Regions from separate parts of the Homo sapiens genome. Here all the other regions are linked to region 1. A link is a loop called in an ENCODE intact Hi-C map of the cell type or tissue named here. Cell type or tissue: gastrocnemius medialis. All regions are shown on one strand.

Region 1 (8,000 bases):
TAGGTTAGGGGACTTGCGAGGTGAGCAGGGATGGAATAGGGGTCCTCTTAGGCACATGTGGATAGGAGGGAACTGTGGGGCCTCCAAGCATATATTCCGTAGGCAGCTGAATACTCAGAACTCAGGAGACATAGGTATTCGGGTGTCATAGTGTGTAGATAGTGGTTGAAGCCATGGGTTTGATTTGTTACTTTGCCTGGCCATAGCTGGTGCTTGCAGAGGCACTGAAAAGTCATCCTCACATGTTGAGGATGATCTTTGGAGCCCCAGAAGAATCCCTAGATGGACCTAAGAGTTATCCTAGGAAATCCCAAGCAAGGACCATTTTTATTCACCTTTGTGTGGCCAGAACTCTCCACAGGGCTTGGAAGTTAATACATGCTCAGTTACATTGGATGAATGTGTTGAGGTTCTCTGATCCTTTGAGGTCCCCCAGGCCTGGGGAACCAACATCATCAGGTCCCAATACCTGGAGGTGATGCTATAAGTTCAAATTATGAATTAACCAAGTTAAGAATTATTGTAATTCTATACTTCCAGAGATCCTCTAACGGTACCCACTGCTATACCGTCCAAAGCGCCTGTTCAAGGTAGTGGTTATCAAAAATGAATGTGAATTAAAATCAGCTGGGGAAATGTCCTACAACTATGGATTCCCAAGCCTCATAGGTATTTGATTTAGGTCTAGTTTGGAGATAGGTATTTTGATTTAGTAGGTCTGGGTTGGAGCCCAGGAAGTCTGCTTTTGAAACAAGCTCCTGAAATAGTTCTGATGACCATGTGATGGAAACCATAATTTGGGGAAAGCCTCTGGTGCTGGCTGTTCTCCCTTGCCCATCCAGATGTGCTCTCTACTTCTAGTCACTCTGGCCTGTGCCTGCACAGCTGCCTTCTGTGGCCTGGACCATCTGGGCTTCTTTGGCCTCTGGCTGCCATTGGGTTCCATCAGTGGGAGACCCTAGCAGAAGCTGGGTAGGATGAGAGAGAGGGTGGACATTGAGTCTCCTGGCCACTCCCTGCAGGCTGTGGTTTGGCAATGACTGCATCCATGATGCCTGTCAAGCAGGTCCTCTCTCCTGGCTGCAGCTCTTGCCAAATCCTTCACCAGCTCCCTTTCTTTTCCCCTGCAGGCCTAGGGGTGGTTACGGCTTCCTGCAGTGGCTGGTCTCTGGGTGCTTCACTATGGTTTCCTTTAACCCTGCTCAGGTCTCTCTAAGTAATCCCTTCATTACATACTCTCCAGTTACCTCTTTGTTCCCTCTGCTCCTGCCAAGACAGGAAAACAAAAACATTGACTGGAAAGAGTCAAGAATTCTGGGCTCAGTTCAATTCAATTCAGCAAACATTTACTGAGTGAGGTCCTCTCAGCCAGGCTCTATGCCAGGAGCTGAGGTTACAGAAAAGAACTCAGACATGGCACCCACCTCCTGCAGAGTTCACAGCTTCATGGGATGCTAGAGGGCCCCTGGTGTGGCTGCACTGGAGGTGGAGTAGAGGCTGAGATTGTCATGCCTAGTCCAATTGGAGGCAGAGAGATGCAGAGAACCTTTGGCCATAGGATGCTCCCATTGGACAGGTGCTGATCAGGGTGACCCAGCCTCTAGGTGATCTGTGTGGTCTGGGTGCCTCCTGCCATCTCCCAATCACCGTAATTAAGGCTTCCTTCCTTCTAAAGCAGGTTTAATTCACCAGCCTGCCAAGACTCCCCTGCCTCCATCCAGAGGGGTGTTTGGGAGAAAAGAGGAACACTTGTTGGAGTAATGGGCTTGAGGGCCCTGAGGTTACAACTGAAGTAAAGCTCTGGCTGGTATGTGTCACAAACCTCCCATTCAGGGCTCATAATTCCACAAACCATCTCCATTGACTTTAAAGAAGGACATGATCTTGAGCAAGTTCCTTCTCTGCCCTGGGCCACAGTTTCCTCATTCCTCAAACAGGGCTGATAAGGTCAGTGCAGGGAGGCTGACCAGTGCTGTTCATCCAGAAGACTGAGAATAAGAAAAAGCATACTTTAAAGGAGTCTGGCAAACTCCTATTCATCCTTCAAAAGCCAACTGAACATTTTACTTCCTCCAGGAAGACTTCCTGGAGCCCCCTAACTTCTCCTTCTCTTGTATTCATCATAGTCTCCGGTAACATGACCACCAGCCTGCCTAGTCCACTTGACCTCTAGATTCCTCAAACATCTGTCTCTTTCTCTCCAGAACCCAGCACTGGGCCTAAGGCATATCAGGGCATCAGAAAATGTGTTATGAACTGAGTCAAAAGGAATTCTTCCTGCAACAGAAGAAGTAGTGCAGAGGGTTCACGTTACAACTTTCGACTTTACAGTGGTGTGAAAGCAATACACATTCAGCTGAACATCAATAAGAGATACCAATACTTCATTATAAAACAAGCTTTGTGTTAGATGATTTTGCCCAACCGTAGGCTAATGTAAGTGTTTCAAGCATGTTTAAGGGAGACAGGGCTAAGCTATGATGTTCAGTAGGTTAGGTGTATTAAATGTATTTTTGACTTAGTACGTTTTCAACTTATGATGGGTTCGCTGGGATGTAACTGCATCATAGGTCGAGGAGCATCAGTAGTAATACCAGTGACCTTATCAGCCTTGTTTGAAGAATGAGGAAACTGTGGCCCAGGGCAGAGAAGGAACTTCCTCAAGGTCACATAGCCTGTAAATGACATGGTAGCGTTGGGACTTGAAGCCAAACAAACTTGCTGACTGCAAGGGCTGGACTCCTCATGGTGCAGGGAGGCTGACCCGTGCAGGGAGGCTGACCAGTGCTGTTCAGCCAGGAGATTGAGAATAAGAGGACACTTTGATGGAGCAAGTGCTCCTTGCCAGGAACTGTTAAGAGCACATTTGCATCAACGCACTTAACCCTGACAGCCTTGTGAGGTATATGTGTGAACAATGCCCAGTTTGACAGATTAAGATCCAGAGCCTTGAGATGATTAAGAAATGCATCCAAGGGCACGCTGGCTCACGCCTGTAATCCCAGCACTTTGGGAGGCCGAGTTGGTAAGGTTCATGAGGTCAGGAGATCGAGACCATCCTGGCTAACACAGTGAAACCCTGTCTCTACTAAAAATACAAAAAATTAGCCAGGCGTGGTGGTGGGTGCCTGTAGTCGCAGCTACTCAGGAGGCTGAGGCAGGAGAAAGGCATGAACCCAGGAGGTGGAGCTTGCAGTGAGCCGAGATGGCGCCACTGCACTCCAGCCTGGGTGATACAGCGAGAGTCTGTCTCAAAAAAAAAAAAAAAGAAATGCCTCCAAGATCATACCAAGAAGAGGCAAAACTTACCTAGATTTATCTAGAGCCCATGCTCTGCGCCATTGCATTTTCCCCAGGGAACTTGACTCCAATTTCAGATTAGGAAGAAAGACAGCACACAGCTCAGTGTTGTACTGTACTGTATTTGTAAGAGATTTATAAACAGAAATGTGCCTCTACATCATGGCTCCCCTACCTCCCCAAATAAAAATAAAGAAAGAAAGAAATGGAAAGGAAAAAAGAATAGTGCTTCTAGGAGCATCCCGAAGTATATGAATTGAGAGTTTGGAAAATTGACAGCATGACAGAGTAAACTGCAGGCGCCTAGCGGAACATGCTTGCTGTGCTGGGGATCAGCTGTGTGATCCTTTCCTTCTCTGGGCTTCAACTGTTCCCTCATCTTTCTTTCAGAGCCTTCTTGACAGTGTTTCCTTTTGGATTGGCAAGTATGTGGGACAGTTTGTGTCAAGCACACAGTCTCTTTGCGCCCTCTACTGTTCAGTTATAGCACTGTCCGTGGCCTGGTTTGTTAAATTCACGTACGTTAAGGTAAGGGGATGGTGAGCCACAAAGTGCGTCCACAGAAGGCCACAATGTCACTAAGCAAAAGCCAGTCCTCTTCCATCCTAGCAAAGACTCGAAAGTCCTGTTGATCCTGCCCACACAATTTCAATTATTTTCTTAAGTGCTTTTTCCTGAGTGCACTTGCACACACGCCCTCTACACCCACACCCAGTACCACCTGTTATTAGAGTTATCACATTGTATGGGAATTGCCGGCTGACATGTCTTTTTAAGCACGAGGCCTGGCATTACTCACCTTGATAGTCTCTCTCTGCCCTGTAGGAGAGTGTGTGACATGTATACCCTCCACTCAAGTGTATGGAATGTAGAGAACAATGAATCAACAAAAAAAGAGATGGCAATCTGGAGAAAGGTTGGGGTAAAGAGTTGCAGCCAGAGGGGGATGTTCTGAATTCAAAACTTTTTTTAAGGCAGGGTTTCCCTCTGTCGCCCAGGCTGGAGTGCAGTGGTGGAATCATGGCTCACTGCAACCTCCACCTCCCAGGCTCAAGCAATCCTCCCACCTCAGCCTCCCAAGTAACTGGGACCACAGGTGCGCACCCCCACACCCAGCTAAGGTTTTGTATTTTTTGTAGAGATGAGGTATCACCATGTTGCCCAGGCTGGTTTCGAACTCCCGAACTTAGGTGATCCGCCCGCCTCAGCCTCCCAAAGTGCTAGGATTACAGGCATGAGCCACCACGCCTGGCCTTGAGTTTGGAACTATTGCATCCCAGTTTCAGTAAGGTTCCCTCTGCCTGCAACATGTCCCACTTCCTTTGCCCAACTTCACCTGCATCACACCTCTCATCCTTGGGGTGTCAGCTTAGGAATGATCCCTTTGGGAAGCCTTCTCTGATTCCCACTTGTCTGAGTGAGATCTGTTTTCTATTTGCTTCCTCACATCCTGAGGTTTTTCTACCAAAATACTTATCAAACTATATTCCAACTCTGATTTAGTTGTCTTTCCCACTAGACTTGAATTTCCACAAAAGCAAAGACGAGGTCTAGCTTGCTCATCCTGGTACTCCCAGTGCTTTCAAGGGTGCTTGTGTTCATCCTTTTATTTGTAGAATGACTATTATGTTAGAACTAATATGAATGGGCTAACAAATTCCAAGATGGAAATGAAAATCATAGAAGGGACTCAGGGAGCATCTAGTCTTATCCCTTCATTTTACAGATGAGGAAACTGAGGCTTAGAGAGGGTACCTCTCCTTAGAGAGGAAACCGAGGCTTAGAGAGGCTAGAGCCTGTCAGTGGCAGAGCTGGAATTAGCGAGTTATAATGGGGACTTTCTGGGCTTTATTTGCTGTCTGATTTGTCTAAGGAATAAAGGTGTCTTAGGTTCTTGTGACTCAAAGTGTGGACGGCAGACCATCAGCATTAACCGCACCTGGGAATATGTTAAACTCTCAGGACTTACCCTAGACCAGGAGGGCAGCTATCTAGGCTTCTAAATCATTACAGTTCCTTGCAGGAAAGCCATCTGGTCAAGTGGAAAAGAAATCCTAGCCAATGTCTTGTGGCATTAAGTGCAGGCTATAGACCAAAGGCCAAAAGTGTGGGCCCCTCACCTCTCAAAGTTCAGACAGTTTCGAAGTCCAGGGCCTGGCCTGATGGAGGATGATGGCCAAGATTCAGGTGAGCTGACTCAGTGAATAAAGAGGCCTCGAATAAAGAGGACCTCCTGGAAGCACGGCAAAAGCTGACTAGCACGCCTGATGCTGCACATTGTAGCATCCAACCTTGCAGCTATTACACTAAACAAATATTTTTATAAATGTATATTTATTTATACAAAGAATTCCACCCACACTGCTCAAGGTGGTGGTGAAAGTAATATACGCGTACCTGCTAGTGGCATTGTAAACTGCAGCCTGTTTGGAAAACACTACAACATGTAATAACAACTATAAAGTGATTTATCTCCTCAGACCAAGGAATGCCACTCATAGGAAACCATCCTAAGGAGATAATTCAACACAAGTGAAAAGCCACATGCATGAGATGTTTATTAAAGTTAAAAGTGGAAAATACTAAATCAAAAGGGAATGGTTGAGCAAATTATGACATGGTATCTTCATGAAGACCATTCAACTTTAATTATAATATAATTAATATGTCCCACTTCACCTGCTTGGGGTACAATAGTGATGAAGAACATGATCTGTGGGTTTTCAGTTCTGACTCTACCATTTACTGTGTTACCTTGGACAAGTTTACTTAGCTGTTCTATGCCTCAGTTTCCTTATCTGTAAAATGGGGATAATAGCAATACCTATTTTATAGGATTGTTGTGAGGATTAAATTATTTAATTACGTTCATTAAAGTGCCTGGAATAGTGCTTCTCTATAAATTTATATCTTTTTTTTTTTTTTTAATGAGATGGAGTCTCGCTTTGTCGCCCAGGCTGGTGTGCAGTGGTGCGATCTTGGCTCACAGCAACCTCCGCCTCAGGTTCAAGCGATTCTCCTGCCTCAGCCTCCCGAGTAGCTGGGACTACAGGCACGTGCCACCATGCCCGGCTTATTTTTTGTATTTTTAGCAGAGATGGGGTTTCACCATGTTAGCCAGGATGGTCTCCATCTCTTGACCTTGTGGTCCGCCTGCCTTGGCCTCCCAAAGTGCTGGGATTACAGGCATGAGCCACTGTGCCCAGCCTATATCATTTTTTTAAACAGTCAGATTAAATGGCTTGATAGTCGCATACCACCTGGTACAAGAATGCTTTTCTTTCGTCTTCAGAGTCTGACCTCCTAATAAGTTTCAGCCCTCCAGGCATATTTCCCAAGGACTCCTTTGAAGACTCAAGGAGAGAAAACAAGAGAATGTCTTCAACTGGGCTCTGCATTTCATTCTTTATGGCTCTTGTTGCTATGTTGTGTGGCCATTGAAACAGGTGACCTGGGGACCCTCTGGAATTCTCCTTTTCCAGAATTATGCTCAAATGTGGTAACTTCACCCCATACATGCCTAGACTCCCGGATCTTTAGAGCTTATATAAATGTGTACACACATGCACAGACAAACACACACATAGTGTATGCGGCCTTCTGCAAGTCTCTTCCTGAGGGTCCCTGAGTCCCAGTTGCTGAGCATGAATGAGATTCTTTCCTTCCTCTTTCAACCCCTTGGTCTGTTTGCAATGACCTCCCTGGGATGTCATTCCTTTCAGTGGATAACTACTTGGTCCAATGACAATAACAACTGCTGCTGGTCATGGTGGCTCACACCTGTAATCTCAGCACTTTGGGAGGCTGAGGTGGGAGGATTGCTAGAGCCCAGGAGTTCAAGACCAGCTTGGGTAACATAAAGAAACTCTTGTTTCTACAAAAAATAAAAATGTTAGCTGGGCCTGATGTGCACCTGTGGTCCCAGCTACTCAGGAGATGGAAATGGGAGGATCACTTGAGCCCAGGAGGTCAAGGCTACAGTGAGCTATGATCGTATCACTGCACACCAGCCTGGGAAACAGAGTGGGACCTTGTCTCAAAAAAAAACCAGCAGACAAACAAACCAACCCAGCTGCCATTCATTGAAAGCCTGAAGAGTGCCAGTTGTTTTGCTGCTGTGCCTTTACAAACATCCATCCTCAGAATGAACCTATGAAGGAGGTACTATTATTCCCATCTCACAGCTGGAGCCTCTGAAGTTCAGATACATTAAGGAGCTGGCTCAAGACTCACTACTCATGTGAAATGCCTGAGATTTTAACCCAGGTTTGTCTAACTCCAAAGCCCACACTCAGAATCATGAGCCTAAACTGCCTCCCTGTGTAGGGATATAAACAAGAAGTTTATAATAAATGGTAACTGCAAAAGTAAAAGCTAAGTCACATTGCCACAATGAATATAATTGTGTAAAAATATGTCTGCATGTGGACAAAGCCTTGAGAATATTTGCTGTGCAAGACTGATAGGATCGTTATGGATTCTTTTCCTTTTAAGTAATTTCCTTTTGTGATAGCTATATAGTTTTTTGATTTGGATTTTGTTTTGTTTTTGAGATGGAGTCTCGCTCTGTCGCCCAGTCTGGAGTGGAGTGGCATGATCTTGGCTCACTGCAACCTTTGCCTCCCTGATTCAAGTGATCCTCCTACCTCTGCCTCCCGAGTAGCTGGAACTACAGGCATGCACTACCACAGCTGGCTAAT
Region 2 (8,000 bases), 81 kb before region 1:
AATACATAGATTTAAAATCTGATCATTTACTCAATCTCTATGAGCCTCGGTTTTCTCATCTATAAAACGGGAATAACTAGAATGTCGATTTCACAAGGTTTCTATGATCACAAGGTGAGACCTTATGGTCTCATATGAAAGCATCTGGATAAAGGCTAGTATATAGTAGGTGCTCAATTAATTTTTGCTTCCTTTTGGATATGATGTGGACCAATCACAGGTAGAAAACGTATGCCACTGATCAAAGGTCAGATGCTAATTAGACAGTGAGGGGTCATGTGCTGAAGCTACAACTTGTGTGCTGTGTGACCTCGGTTATGTCCCTGAGTATCAGTTTCTCCATCTGTAAAATGGGGTTAATGATAACATATGGAACTCATGGTATTACCGCAGGAAATAATCCACTGGTGCATAGAAATTGCTTGACAGATGACAGATGTTAGTAAATCCTACTAAAGTAGCCACAACTAATTTCAAATATTTATTGATTTTAACAATTATATCACCATAATCTTTTTAAAAAAACTATCATATATGAGTAACTATCTCCAATTTGAGCAACACTTGAGATTAAGTAGTAGAAATCTTGGCTCCTTAAACCGTCACCTGAAAAATGAATTTATACCTATTTTTTGCCTTTTAAAACCATAATATAAAATGGTCTTACAAAAATTACTAGTTTCTAGTCCCCTAACCCTTCAAAAGGGAAAAGTCTTCAAGTACAAAAGCAAACATTAAAAAAAAGCAATTGGACAAATGACCAACAAAAAATTCAGCATTACTTAATAAACCTTCCAAATATCTTTTAAAAAGTCCTGTTATAATGAAAAAGAAATAGTTTCATCAAAGAATTTTTCAAACTCTCAGAGATTAAAATAAAAACATAATGTTTGAGCCAAGACATAACAAGAATACATACCCTACCACTGTGCAGTTCTACTCCATAGAAGTCGAGGGTCCGCGCTATGTTGATATAGCAGGATTCTGCTTCTGATTGTTTTAGCCCACTACGGAAGAAAAGACAAAAAGCAGAGTTCATCCAATAAAGAGAGGGCATTAACTCCAATTTTAAAAAATCTAGAACATTTGATACCATTTCTGTAAGGTTATTAAATGCCTTATGTTATCAATCTTCAGCAATCTAATGCTAAATTCTACTAAAGCAAGTTTTTATTCTTATCCATTGAATGTGACTCCCTCTAGACCCTCTTGTTTTTAAATTAAATAATACTTCCCCTTTAGTGGGCTCACAATATTCAGACGGAGAAGACTGTTACCTTTCAGAATCCCTGCCCTAATTATTCCAAGTTGCTAATTAGTAGGGAATCTTTAGGTCTCTCTGCCTTTATCTCTTCTTTTGGCAGTGGCCTCAAACTTTCAAACGCCACTGGCCCCGTACTATTTTAGGAGATTGACTTCTGCCCTGGGAGTAATTCTGGGAGAGAGGTTTGGCAATGCCTTCTTAGAAAGGACACTTGGTTGCCTGGCCTTTGTTTTTATGGCTTTCCCAAGAAGAGAGCAGCCCCTTGAGAGCTGGCCTTCTTGGTCAGGGTGGCCTTTATTTGACCTGGACTGCACAGCTGCTGCTGTAGCTTTAAGTAAAACAAGGAAGGGGAAGAGCAGCCAGAATTGGGCATATGTGTTGGAGCTGAGGCTCGCAACAAATACGCAGGGGCAACTGCAGAAGACTCATGCTCCCCACTTGGACATAGGGCACTTTTCATGAACTGAACACAGGAGACTGGTCAGCACTGTACGTCCATCTGTCTGTCTGTTTAACAAGACCTGAAGGAACAGCTTGTTTTATTAAATGTGGTAAACTGCTAAGAGGTTTACCTTGGTACAGTCCATTGGTGGGGCAATCAGATTTCAAAATGGGCATTTCCTTCAGGAATTTACTGATTTCAATGACATCCTGAAAAGGACGCAGCAGCTATCACCCTAAACTCTTACTGGATTTTACACTTTACAGAAATGCTAGTTATGCCAAATATATCTGCCACCATACCAGCTCAAAGGTTCAAAAACCCCCGACATCTTGAAAGAGGATTCATGCACAAAAGAAAGAGGCTGCATCAAACACAAAGGGATATGATGTCTGAAAATACCCAACCCAAGTCCCCAAAGTAGGCCACCCCAGCCCCCCTCACCTGTGCTGCTCATGCAGAGATTCGACTTTTGTTAAAAAGTCCTCATTTTGATCGGGTATAAAGTGACTATCGGAAAGATAGCCTGGATGATGTATGGAAGAATTATAGTCTCCAAAATGAGCTATCAAGACAGAAGAAGGGGAAAATCATAATTAGTTTTGCCTTTTTAATATGGTTTGCATTTATAAGCATCTACAGCATCATCAGAATAACATTAATTAGAAATACTCTTCTGGTAAGTTCTACACCACATGAACTGAAGCTTCTCACTAGCTCCAGATTCCACACTTATCTGAGCCTTCACTATAGGCTAAGATACTATCACACATGATCCAATCAAATTCTCATTCTCCCCAAGGACACAGAGGGAGAAAATTAGGAGACGGTGTTTGAACCTAGGCCCTGTTCTAATCCCACACCTCTTCCATACACTGTGGTCAGCACAGCAGTTTGCACTCATGCCACTGGATAAAGAGAACCCACTGGGGGAAATGCCACAATCCATATGCCACACACGGTGCAGGCTTTCTCTGCCATACCCCAAGGTTACCATAACACTGGACCAATCTGCTCTAAAAACTGGGTGTAGGCAGAAGGGAGGCCATGCCGACCTGACCACTCTCCACATCCTGACCCATCCCCTGGGATTCAGGGAGGTGTGGAAGAAAGGGGACCAGGATGTGCTCAGAGGCCACAGGGACAAAAGGTGGGTGGGAGTGGGGCTGAATGGTCAGGGCTCAGGCAACAGCAAAGTTCCTAGGGAGAAAGACACATTCTAAGGGGAGTCAGAAGATATGAAGAGAGATTCTGGGGCTATCAGGGGAATCACATTAGGGACCTGCAGGTGCAGAGGGAAAAGGAAGGGTGACTTCCAGACTAGCCCCTGGGCAAAATGGTACTGCTCCCTTGAGACCCTTGACTGTTGTCTGCCAATGTGAATTGAATTGTTGATGCCTATGATGTGATGGGCATTCTTGAGAGTTGTGCAGTGCTCAACCTGTACAAGTGTCCATGGCTGCCTCAAGGACTCAAACCATTTGGGTGTCTGGACCATTGAGGAAACTGGGAAAAAGGATGGCACCAGGTGAAGAGCAAAGGACCAGGCTTATGGGACCTGAGGACATCCATTTCCCTTCTCCACAAGTTTTCCCATTTGTCTAAAAACAGAATTGAGGAGATAATCTCTACCTCTAATGGGGCAACCGATCTCGTATTCCATTTTCTTGACAAACAAAACAAAAAAAAGCTTCTACTTCATCTTTAAAAAAAAAATTAGTCCTGATCTTTCCAAATATTTTAATGAATTTCTTCCTGTAGCTCGCTGCAATGCCAGGAGCCTCCTGAGGACTCTCAATTCAACACCAAAGATTTCCAAATCAAATAACTCCTTCTCTGTTACAAGGGCAGAGTATGGGAAAGATATGGTGATACTTTGTGGCCAATCTCAGAAGGGAAGTGGGTGAGACAGGTAGCTGCTTGGGTGAATTTCACCATGAAGTTGAAAGGGCAATGCAGCCGGGCATGGTAGCTCACGCCTGTAATCCCAGCACTTTGGGAGGCCAAGGCGGGTGGATCACCTGCGGTCAGAGGTTTGAGACCAGCCTAGCCAACATGGTGAAACCCCATCTCTAGTATAAATACAAAAATTAGCCAGGTATGATGGTGCATGCCTGTAATCCCAGCTACTTGGGAGGCTGAGGCATGAGAATCGCTTGAACCTGGAAGGCAGAGGTTGCAGTGAACCGAGACTGAGCCACTGTACTCCAGCCTGGGTGACACAGCCAGACTCTGTCTCAAAAAAGAAAAAAAAAAAAAGGGAAGATGCAAAGGTTATGTTTCATTCAGCCTTGTTCACCTAACTGCCCTCACAACACAGGGCTGCTCTTTTGAGATCCACACCATAACGAAGGGATCTGTTTCCTTCCTACACTGTGCCTCAAGTGCTGGGAGTGGGTCAGACTCACCTTTAGGGCCCCCAGCACCAGGCATGACACACAGTAGGTGCTCAGAAATTTGGGTGCTCAGAACTGATCTGTACAGAGGCTGATGCAAATTTCAGTTCTGGAAGGGGAAAAGGGCAGAGAGCCAAGTGACCAATGCATGCAGACTTGGTCAAGGTTAGACCAGAGGCTGTTAAGGCCAGCCAAATGTGGCCAAGCTGTGGAAAGAAATGTCAAGGCTATGTGGCTGGTGAGTTTGTGCAGGGTTAAGCGCACATGGTGCGTTCACAGGAAATCATTTAAATGCCCTGACACAGCATGCCCAATGAGGAAATTGCTAGAAAGCATTAGAATCACTTCCTTCAAAGCTCTCATGTTAAGAGTGAAGAAATTGCGGTCTGGAAAGGAAAAGACACCTTTGGGACAGGGTCAAGATCAGAACCCAGGTGATCTGAACCCCAGTTAGTGCTCCTACCACCCCACCAGCCTGCCTGCCAGGCCTGTGAGCCGCTGCTGGCCATTTGATGGCAGCAATCATGTCCCCAAAGGCCAACCAAATGCTGTAAATGACTTTTCCTGATCCTCAAGGTGGAGTCCTATGAACCTTTACTCTGTTGGTTTCATTAGCTCATGGAGATCCTCCTGGATCCCAATAAGGTTATCCATCATACCAGTTAACAGTCCCATCCCTGGTATCATTCTGCAAACATGAACAGCAAGGTTCTCTCTTTAGGCAAGTTGCTGACAAATGTTCTGAGCTTCGAACACAACCAATGAGCCTCCCTGTGGGGTGGTTTTCCCTTTAAATCCTAAGCGGCCACTCTGTGCAAAGCTCTGTGCTAACCACTAGGGGGAAACAAAGTTAAACAGTGATAAACATTTGCAAAACACTGGGCGGTTTCACATCGATTTCAATGATGTCATCCCACTTGTTACTCATGGTAACCCTGTGATATAGGCAATGCTTTTTATCCCCACTAAACACATAAGGAAACAGACCCAAAGGGGTCTGCCACTGTTGCTCAGCTGCTAATTTGGAGGCTAGACTCTGACCATAGTCCCTGCTCTTACCTACTTACTATACTATATGCTCCAAACTCCTAAGTAATCCATTTTCCTATCTGTGAGAAAGCAACACATGCAAAAGCTAATTATAGCAAACAAAAAAGGAAGTGCTTATGTGGGAAATACCTTGTCATTTTAAGTTCCATGCTTTCTTCTGGTTGATAATATTTTATGTTTTGCAGCAAAGAGAGGGTATATCCCAGGTTCCAAAGTACAGCATTTCAAGCTGCCCGGCTGTTGTACTTGGAAAGACTTTTACCTGCTATTCATTCAACTCCAACCTGATCTTAGAGGCGGTTCTCAGGGGTCATTCCTAGGACGTTTTCCCAGATGCTCTCCCCTCTCCCTAAGCAGGATGAAGTGCACCCCTGGTGGCCATCTCCACTGCTAGTATCATCCACATCTGCCTCCCTACAGGCTGTAGACTCCTTGGGGAGAGCAGTGTGTTTTATCCATCTGTGCACCCTGAGGCTGGTACAGACCTCTATGTGGCACAGGTGCAGGGAACATTCTGGAATAAACATATATTCCAAAAAATATACTTTATTCTTTGAGCCTCATAAAGCCTTGGCAGGCCATTAACAATTTTCCATCATTGTATATTTTTGGGTACTTTACCTGAAGATCACTTTTTTTTTTTTAAGAGATGGGGTTGCTCTGTTGCTCAGGCTGGTGTGCAGTGGCATGATCATGGCTCACTGCAGTCTCTAATTCCTGGGGTCAAGCAATCCTTCCACCTCAGCATCTCAAGTAGCTGGGATTACAGGTGCAAACCACTATGCCGGACTTTATTTTTTATGTAATAAGAAAATGTGCTTTTGGTTAGCTGGTCACAGTGAGGACTTATATCAGATGCCCCTCTTGGAAGAATTTAGCAAAATATATCATAAAATGTAGGTGTACCTTTTGATCCAGTAATTTCATATACAATAATTAATTTTTTTTTTGAGACAGAGTCTCACTCTGTTGCCCAGGCTGGAGCACAGTGGTGCAATTATGGCTCACTGCAGCCTTGACCTCCAGGGCTCAAATAATCCTCTCACCTCAGCCTCCCCAGTAACTTGAACTACAGGGGTGTACCACCACACCTGGCTAATTTTTGTATATTTTGTAGAGACAGGGTTTCACCATGTTGCCCAGGCTGGTCTCAAACTCCTGGGCTCACGCAATCCGCCTGCCTCAGCCTCCCAAAGCGCTGAGAATACAGGCGTGAACCACCGTGCCTGGCACAAGTATTAATCTTAAAGAAATGTATGCTCTGCAATATATATATTTATTGAGGGTGGAGGGATAAAAGCTTATACTTAAAACTGCTTGCCTGATAAGCCATGATTCTATTAGCATGACAGTAATGTGACTATTTCTACTGAAGCCAGTTTGTACTTTTTAGGTGCCCACAACTTCTTTAGCCCCCATTCTATCAGTTCTTTGCAGAAGGGAACCTGACTACTGAAGCCTGCGATAGAATTCTTTATTTGCTTTTTAAATTTTACTCTAAATAGAATTTACTGTTTACAACAGGCAATTCCCTGACAGCTTTCTTCTGGGCAGACATGAAAATACAGTAAGAGCTAACACTTGACACGTGCCATGCACTATTCTAATAGTTTTACATACAGTCACTCATTTCATCTTCACTACAACCCTTGAAGGAGACACTTATTATCCTCATGGGTCAGGTAATGAAACTGAGGTCTGGAGAAGCTCAAAGTCGGGCAGGTACAAGTGGAAAAGGCAAGACCTAGGTATATGGCTCCAGTCCAGTTCTCAATGACTCAGCCAGGGATGGTCCAACAATAAAGAATTTTTAGTTACAGATCACCTTCACATTATTGCTTAATTTGAACCAAGGTAGCCATATTGAGAGCTGTCTTAAATCACTCACCTCAGTTTTACAGGTGAGAAAACCAAGATTAGGAGAGGCAATCCCACATAACTGGCCACCGGAGACATCAGATTTTTTTTTTTTTTTTTTGAGACAGGGTATCACTCTGTCACAAAGGCTGGAGTGCAATGGCATGATTATGGCTCACTGCAGCCTCAACCTCTGGGGCTCAACAGATACTACCCCCTCAGTCTCCCTAGTAGCTGGGACTACAGGCACCGCACCACCACACCCAGCTAATTTTTCTATTTTTTGTAGAGATGGGGCTTCATAGTGTTGCCCATGCCAGTCTCGACCTCCTGGGATCAAGTGATCCTCCTGCCTCAGCCTTAGAAAGTACTAGGACTACAGATGCACACCACCATGCCCAGATAATTCTTCAGTTTTTGTAGAGACAGGGTCCTACTATAATACCCAGGCTGGTCTCAGACTCTGGGGTTCAAGGGATCCTCCCGTCTCAGCCTCCCAAAATACTGGGATTACATGCGTGAGCCACCACACCTGGCCAGGGATGCCAGGATTTAAATTGAATATGCCTATATTCTAGTTAGTGTTCCTGCCTCATAAACCTGAAGCTCAGGCTGTGAACACCAAACTTGCTCTGAGACATGGGGAGGCTCAGTCTCCTCAGCTGATTGGCCTGGCAGACACAGAGTTCACAAGGTCTACAGATCATAAGAATACAAACTGGTGACCATGCCACTTCCCATATGGATGTGAAATGGCCGGGCCTGTCCCAGGTATATTGTAGGGAGAAGGGAAGGTTCAAATCCACCCAGGCCCATTCGCCTGTTTTGAGTTTCCCACTAAGGAGGAGGCGATGCAGGTATCGATGGAGAGACTAACTCTGGTACTCGTCTTACTCGTGAATAGGGTCATCTTTGATGTCCCCTGCCCTCCACCTCCTGGTTCCATGCAGGTGGGTGGGTAAGCTGCAGGCCCAGCCACCTTGCTCTTCAC
Region 3 (8,000 bases), 280 kb before region 1:
ACTTGAGCAGCAAATTCGATCAAAACAAATGCTATGCAATTTAAGATTAGTACGACTGCTTAAATTCAAAGTAGCTCAACTGCTTTAAGATGTGAAATTCAAAGTCCCCCTGTATCTATATAACATCTAATAAGTTATATACTTTATTTAGCTTCTGAAAGGAGTAACTCTGTCAAGGAAGTGGGTATTGCAGTTTTCCTTGTGATAAAATTAGTTTGAATGTATGTCCTCAACCTAAACAAAATGAAATGTTAACAAATTGCAGAATTTTAGAGTTGGAAAGGACCTTGGAGATCACTTAGTCCAACCCTCTCTTTTCAGATGGGGAAAATGAGGTCAATGAAGGGGAAATGACTCGTCCAGGCCACACTAGGGAAACTGGACCCTAGCAATCTCAACTTCTACGACAGGAATATATGCTGAGCAATCTTCCCAAGCTCTTCTGGTTTTATTTGCTCCCATTAATTAAATAACAAAGAACATCAGGAACATAGTAAAATGATAAACATAGACTTTGACTCCAATTTTAAAATCAGAACATCAATATGATTCCTGAGCCTTTACCTTCATTTTAATGAGAATGCAGTCAACAGTAAATTATGACAAGCTATAGTGGTTTTATCTTCAAATATTTACATGGACACCAAAAACACCTTTCAGGACTACTCCTTAAAGACACTCGTCCAAACACATCCATCCATCTGAGGCCAAGACACTTTTCATGGAATGCAATGAAACTATGAAGGTGAATGGAAGAGAGATGCTTCAGTCTCTCAAAGTGCAGTCATGAGTTTATCTCGATACATCATACTTTGCATCCCTCCTAAGTTCTTCTGGTTCTGGTCGTGGACATAATCAAAATGGCTGTCATCTCCACTGGCCGATGCTTTCCAATGCGACCTGTCATCCTGAAAGGATGGCCTGTTTTGTTTGCAGAGCGAATGGTTAGTGGGAGAATGGAAGAAAATGCAGAAATGTAAGTGAAACAACACAAGCACAAAGGAAATGGGGCAGGGGGAACCATGAGCCATGTGAATGGGGATGGCTATGAATGGAAATGAATGGATTTCCTAGTAAGAATTTTAAAAATTCAGATGCAGATCACCTATGAACTTCCAAGCAGAGCAAGGGTCTGTCTATGGTCAAGTCATCATTTCTCAAAGGGTGTCTCATGGGTCAAGTCCGTCTGGAGAAAGCTAAGTGAAGGTGGAAAATGTTCCATTACTACAGGGCTGCTTGGAGGCATGCCAGCATGCACCATGAATGCCTCAGGCAGCATTTGCCAAAAGTGTTGGACTAACAAACTCTGTTTTCATGGGGTATCTTTGTAGAGCTTGAAAATACACAAAATGTTGGGCCCCACCCCATAGATTCTGATCCAGTAGGTCTGGGGTGGGGCTGAGAATTTGCATTAAACAAGCTTCCAGATGACACTAAAGCTGCCAACAGCAGGCCCACCCCAGAGAGGCACTGTTTACGGCTTTCCTCAGAAGGCCTGCTTCTAGGCCATGCCTCAGAAGGAAACTAACATGATAAAACAGGCAATGATAAGCACAAACTTTTGTAAAAACAATGTTAATTAAAATAGCGTTTCTAGAAATCTCTTCTGTTTCTTACGTCTGAAGAATAAAGCACCTTTGAAATACAGTAAGATTTAGAATTATTACTCCACTAACCTAATCTGCTTTAAAAAGTTAAGTGACTACCAAGTGTTTATAAACAATCACGCTTTGGGGTTACAAAATTCCCCAACAAACTTTTTTTTGGCCTTGCTCTAAGTGGGTTTATTTCCAGCATTTTATTCTCCATACTTTCTCAGAGAAAGGCTAGCAACCTCACCTTTATGCAAACTGAACTTGCCAACTATGTTTCTGAAATAGCTTCACACATAAACACCAATTAAGACTGATCTAAAATTCAAATCTTAAAAGGAACATTTGCTTTCACAAAGCTAGCCTTAAAAAAAAAAAAAAAAAAACAAAAAACCTGTCAAGCCTAACTATAAACACAGTCCAGCAGATGCCAGTTGGCTTAGAAAGGATTATGGTAGGTTGGGGCCAAGGTTGGTAAATGGCAGCCCTCGGCCCAATCCCACTGTTTTTCTAAATCAGTTTCATTGAAGCACAGCCATAGCCTCTCATTTATGGATTGTCTAGGGCTGTTTTCAAAGTACAATGGCAGAGTTAAGGAGTTGTGACAGCGACCACAAAGCAGAATATATTGACTGTCTGATCCTTTACAGAAAAAGTTTATTGACCCCTCAGTTTAGGGAAAAAATATCTATTGCCACAAAAAGCAAACTCATTCCCCCAGCCCACCCCCGCAAAAAAAAAAAAAAAAAAAAAAATCCTTAAAAAAAAAAAAACCCCATGACAACAAAATCCCCAAGCTTTCATCACATTTAAAGTAAACAAATTCTCAGGACAGAAAAATGTTACTTAGAAATTTTCAGTAACATCTTGAACACAAAACTAAAAACCAAGAATATATGAGATCAGAATGATTTTAAAAAATCAATTCATTTTTTATTTCACAAAGCATACCTTTGATACATCCACACACATCACTGGCTACCTTTGCTTTGAAAATTTATTCATCTCGGCCATGACAATGCATCCCTTAAGGGTTATTTCTGATGCAGACTTTCTACTCCTAACTAAGCAGAATCTGAACTTTTCTAGAGAAAGGAAAGCTTTCGAAGGTGCAGCTCTGGAAGCACCAGCACTTACCTGACATTTGGAGAGTGAGGATGCCACCGGGGCTGGCTGGGATGGATATTAGGATGATATTGAGGCTAGAAATAAAACACCAAACTTGATTATTTGATGACCTTTTAATTTCAATGGTCCTCATTCGCTTTGTCTGTTCCTGGCATCCACCCGAGGGGCTGGGGGACTAAGAATGGAAAGGCTATAGACCCTGGCTAGGGGGTGGATGTTTCCCAGGACGATCACGTTTCCCCCTCTGACAAAGGCTGGGGGCTGGCACCCAGTGCCGGTTCTTGCCCTCTCCAGAGGCGGCTCCCTGTGAAGGGGCTGGGAAGCTGCCCTTAGAAGGTGACAACACCGGCCTTGAAGGGGGTCGTCCGGAGTACCAGAGACAAGCTGTATTCATCTTCCCAAGGGAAGAGGCGGAAGGTGTCAGAGAGATGGGGAGAGTGGGAGGCAACTTCTCTCTTCAGAAACAATTTTTGTCATTGCTGAAAATGACAATGACCATGTGGAACAGTTACATCTGCACACAGACAAGGACTGGACAGGGATGCTAAGTGAAGCAGCAGGGCCGTGGGTGAAGGTTTTTTCTTTCTCTCTGGTTTATGCAATAAAAATAATCTTCTAAAATGCAATCCAAAACAAAATACCAAAACAAACAAAACCATCCAGAGCGCTTATCATCCTGATAAAACAGGAGGGAGGGAGAGAGTTTGAGAAGAAGGGATGAGGGGAGGGAGGGAAGGAAGGCAGGTAGGGAAAGAGAGAAGAAAGAAAAAGAAGGGAAGGGAAGGAAGAAAGAGAAAGAAGAGAAGGAAGGAGGTTGAAGGTTGTCTTTTTTTTTTTTTTTTTTTTTTTTTTTTTTTTACAGAGTCTCACTCTGTCACCCAGGCTGGAGTGCAATGGCAGTATCTTGGCAACCTCTACCTCCTGGGTTCAAGCGATTCTCCTGCCTCAGTCTCCTGGGTAGCTGGGATTACAGGCACGTGCCACCACACCCCGCTAATTTTGAAGGAAGTTGTCCATTTTAAGAAGAGAACACAGACCCTGTACTCACAAACGGACTGAGGTGCAGCCCTAGCCGGCTAGGTAGCAGCCTGCCTTTCCACTTCTGGCCTGCAGAGGGCAGTGGTCCTAGACATCAGCAGAAGTCAGGGGCTTCTCAAGGCTCAATCTCCTAAGGGGCAAATTAGGCCCTCCTGACATTTAAGTCACTACAGTCTTGCCACTGTTACTCTTTTAATTATTTCTTCCCCTCCTTCTCAGGATACTTTGCTTAGTAAGCAGTGGCCTGCTCTCTGGCACAGAGAATCTCAGCAGTTCTGTTCGTTCCATTTTCATGGACCTGAGATGCCCTCCCTGCCTGTTCTGTATTCAAGCAGCCTTTCCTTTCTCCTTCAAAGACGCCTGTCAGCAAGCAGACTCTGCAGCCCCCGGAAGGACATGCTGCAGGAAAAGGAATCTGGAGAAAATACCTCAGTAGCAGGATCTGGGAGCTGACCAGGGCTTTAGCATCTCCCTGCTGCAATCTCTGCATATTTCTCCTTTAGGGGCTACAGAAACCCACAGAGTTTAGATGATTTGCCCAGAGTCTAACTGTTCCAGGTGTTTTGATCACATAGACAGGCCCAGAATGAGGTTCCATTCATTGGCTGTTCAACAATAGAGAAAGGCTGACCTAGAACTGGACCCTCTATGTTTTCCTCTGGCTTTAAACACAACCAAATCAGATTCATCAGAGAGAGAGGTGGGAACCTTAGCCACAGACCTGGAAAAAGATTTTGGAAACTTCCTTGGTCTCCTCTGGCAATTTATTCACATTCTCAACTGTCAAGGAGTATTTTAGTGTTAACCCAGCTGGTTCTCAACTGGTACACTCATATCCCTTGGAGGACAATGGGAAATGACTGTGTGCATGTTTGCTTGTCATAGTAAGAGAGAAAAGGGAAGCTAATCATCCTGCAATTCCAGGGACAGTCCCAAACAATGAAGAACTCTCCCTCCCCAAATGCCAACAGCGTCCTCATTGAGAACACAGAGATCCATCCTTTGCAGCTGGCTGACCTTGCAGTGCTTGAAATAAGATAAATGCTGCAACACCATCCTCTCAAATACCCTTCACGGTATTCACATGCCAATCAGGCCACTTCTCAGGACGTTCTCTTCCCGGTCAATTTATTCCCAACCCTTGATAGAACACAAGACCTCTAAGATTGGCAAGGTCCAAAGGACCCGTGGTTGCCAATGATGTTGCGATAACAATGCCTAGATGAGTTTCAGTAGATCTGATTTCAACAATCGCCTCATGTTCACTCTAAGCAGAAAACGCACAGTGAGAACACACTACAGGCTATGCGGAGAGGGCACAGGCAGTGCTCAGCTGCTTTGCTTTTCTAAAATTTTTCTCTCCTTCAAGCACTGATCACCTATCAATTACCTGTCTCTACAACTTTTCAGTTACTCACACCTGAAAACCCCTTAACAAAAAACAATCAGTGAATAACAAGATTCAAGAACCCTGGCCGGGCACGGTGGCTCACACCTGTAAACCCAGCACTTTGGGAGGCTGAGGCGAGCAGATCACTTGAGGTCAGGAGTTTGAGACCAGCGTGGCCAACATGGTGAAACTTTGTCTCTATTAAAAATGTAAAAATTAGCCGGGCGTGGTGGCATACACCTATAACCCCAGATACTTGGGAGGCTGAGGCAAGAGAATCACTTGAACCCAGGATTATTTAAAAATAGAGATGGGGTCTCACTATGTTGCCCAGACCGGTCTTGAATTCTTGGGCTCAAGTGATCCTCTTGCCTTGGCTTCCCAACGTGCTGGGATTACACGCATGAGCCACTGTGGCCAACTCTGAGTTGGTCTTTGAGAGATACTTTAATATACTGATAGGAAGCAAAGGAATTCCAGGCAGACAAACACGGGCAAAGAATGGTGGGAAGAAATTATGGGGCAACAATTATGCAATTCCCTGTGAGTTGAACATATGGAGCGTGATGGGAGTGGTGAGAAATAAATAGAGAAGTTGGAACCAGGTGGTACAAGGCTGTGAATGGCCAGAGAGAGAGCCACCCACAGTGGCTTAGGAAGAATGTGCTTGATCCAGGCTGAGCTGTAAACCACACCTTCCATGTTACCAGGCATGGGTGAGCTGGCAGGCGGCACAGGCCCTGGTTGGCCGTCCTGAGAAACAGCAAGACGCCAGCCATAGAAACGTACCTGTGCTCCTTCCTGCAGGCAATGGGCCTAGCACATCACCTAGCACAGTGCTTTACAAAGCAGGTTCTAGAAACCATGTATCTATTCGTGTTAATGAGTTCACCACTACCAAAAAATGGTAGGGGTTGAGGCTAGCGTTTTTTTAAAAAAGATATGAAGGGGCTGAGGCTAGTGTTTGTCTTTTTAAATAGATGAGTTCCCACTGTGTCGTCTGGGCTGAAGTGCAGTGGTATTCATGATAATAGCTCACTGCAGCCTTGAATTCCTGGGCTCAAGTGATCCTCTCGCCTTAGCTCCCCCAAATAGCTGGCACTACAGATGTACACCACCGTGCCAGCTCAAGACTAGTTTTTTTTTTTTTTTTTTTAATCAGGGGCGTGAGAGGGGAGCAATTCGCAAATAATTTGGGGAAACAATACATTTAAAAAAATAAAACATGTCTTTCTTGCAGGATTTCTCAGTACTTTTATACCTCAGTGGACACTGTAAAATCCAAGAAGGGGAATGAAAGATGTGACATTTCCCAAACATTTGACCAAAACATCCTTTCCTGGAAGCCCATCTCAAGGGACTCATGTTCCCTAGGCCTAAAACACACTTTGACCAAAAGCTGCCTCACTTGAATGCCACTAAGGGGCTGTGTGTGGCCACCCAGAAACTTAAACATATGTCCCTGATGCTTGCCAGTTGACAAGGTTAAGAAAAACAGGCAGTTCAGATGGCCAAGAAGTGGCAGGGGTCAGAAGGAAAGGGCTCTTCTCTTACCATTTTCTCAAAAAAACAAATATTGTTATTATTTTCTCAAAATCTGATTACAAATATGATGACTGCTCATTATGGAAAATTTAGAAACTTTACAAAAACCTTTTTTTAAATTTTATTTTTAAAATTTTCCTTCTTTAAAGAAAACCTTTAAAAGCAGTATCTTACCTGGTAATTATGGACTTCTGGATTTGTTTTAGAGCTAAACAAACAAACAAACAAAAAACAGAAAAAAAAAGAAAAATAGGTTGTAGAGTGGCATTATTAATGATTTATTTAACAATCATGAACTATTCCTATGTGCTACATACTCTAATAGGAACTTCCACATAATGACTTTTTTTTGGTTATTGGCTGTTTAAAATGAACATATAACAAGGAAAACCCCAGACAGCAACTTTCACTTGTCCTTTTAGAGCTCACAAACAGAAACAGTAGGAAATATTCCAGAATGCAGTCTCAATGTCATATTTTGGTGACAAAAATGAGGTCCTGTTTCAGTTGGGCAAACCAAGTAATTTTACTCCCATTTCAGGCCTGCCCTGGCATTGCTGGGAGACCTCACAGCACCGGCACCAGAAGCTCCAGTGATGCGCAGAGCCTCTTCCCACGGCAGGGGGAGGCACCGATCCCTCCTGAGCATCTCCCACTGGGTACTGTGGTGGGAGCCACATGTGGGTCCCCTTGCTATTAAAACCACTGTCAATAATCTGGCCACCACTTTGGAATGTTCTCTCCAGACAAGACTCTGTACTGGGAACTTCACATCTGTTATTATTTAATCCACACGACAAGGCTATGAGGTCAACAAATGTGACCACCTCGTTTTACAGATAAAGGAACAGTTGCCTAACAGAGAGTTGGGAAACCTGCTCAGGGTCGCCTGGCTGGTCAGTGGGAGCCAGGGCTAGAATCAACATCTGCAGAATCCTAAAGCCTGTCTTCTTTCTGCTAAACCAACTTGGCTCTTAGAGGGACTGAGAAAAGGCTCAGGGCTCCTCATCATGATCCTATTTCGATGGAATCTTTTTGTTTGTTTTAAGAGATGAGATCTCACATGTTGCCCGGGCTGGTCCTGAACTCCTGGGCTCAAGCAATCCTCCAGCCTCAACCTCCCAAAGTGTTGGGATTATAGGCATGAGCCACTGTGCTTGGCTGATGAGATCTTAAATGCTAAATATATATATATAGGCCGGGCGTGGTAGCTCACACCTGTAATCCCAGCACTTTGGGAGGCTGAGGAGGGTTGATCACGAGGTCAGGAGATCGAGACCATCCTGGCTAATACGGTGGAACCTCGT

The links. A loop is a pair of places that touch in the nucleus more often than their neighbours do. Peaks named below come from ENCODE experiments on the same cell type or tissue, not always from the same donor. Only the 100,000 strongest peaks of a DNase experiment are listed, where the experiment ranks them.
Region 2: a loop joins it to region 1, with 7 times the contacts of the local background. A loop is called at or near these places in 66 of 110 quality-filtered maps.
Region 3: a loop joins it to region 1, with 4 times the contacts of the local background. A loop is called at or near these places in 24 of 110 quality-filtered maps.

What each region holds. Positions count from the first base shown.
Region 1 is chr9:109,516,906-109,524,905 of GRCh38, forward strand. It overlaps a transcript of PTPN3 not described here. Among named protein-coding and RNA genes, the nearest start is that of MIR3927, 9.4 kb to the left of the region's middle. In gastrocnemius medialis, CTCF peaks have their summits at 3,772 (motif pointing left) and 3,980; a DNase peak (open chromatin) is centred at 3,786.
Region 2 is chr9:109,435,964-109,443,963 of GRCh38, forward strand. It overlaps PTPN3 (protein tyrosine phosphatase non-receptor type 3), which reads right to left. Exons shown (of 26, transcript NM_002829.4): 8 at 2,151-2,271; 9 at 920-1,007. Among named protein-coding and RNA genes, the nearest start is that of PTPN3, 58 kb to the right of the region's middle. In gastrocnemius medialis, a CTCF peak has its summit at 4,929 (motif pointing right); DNase peaks (open chromatin) are centred at 1,519 and 4,925; H3K27ac peaks cover 2,747 bases.
Region 3 is chr9:109,240,889-109,248,888 of GRCh38, forward strand. It overlaps EPB41L4B (erythrocyte membrane protein band 4.1 like 4B), which reads right to left. Exons shown (of 26, transcript NM_019114.5): 14 at 6,868-6,901; 15 at 2,730-2,794. Among named protein-coding and RNA genes, the nearest start is that of EPB41L4B, 76 kb to the right of the region's middle. In gastrocnemius medialis, a CTCF peak has its summit at 3,835 (motif pointing right); DNase peaks (open chromatin) are centred at 3,823 and 4,983; H3K27ac peaks cover 2,633 bases.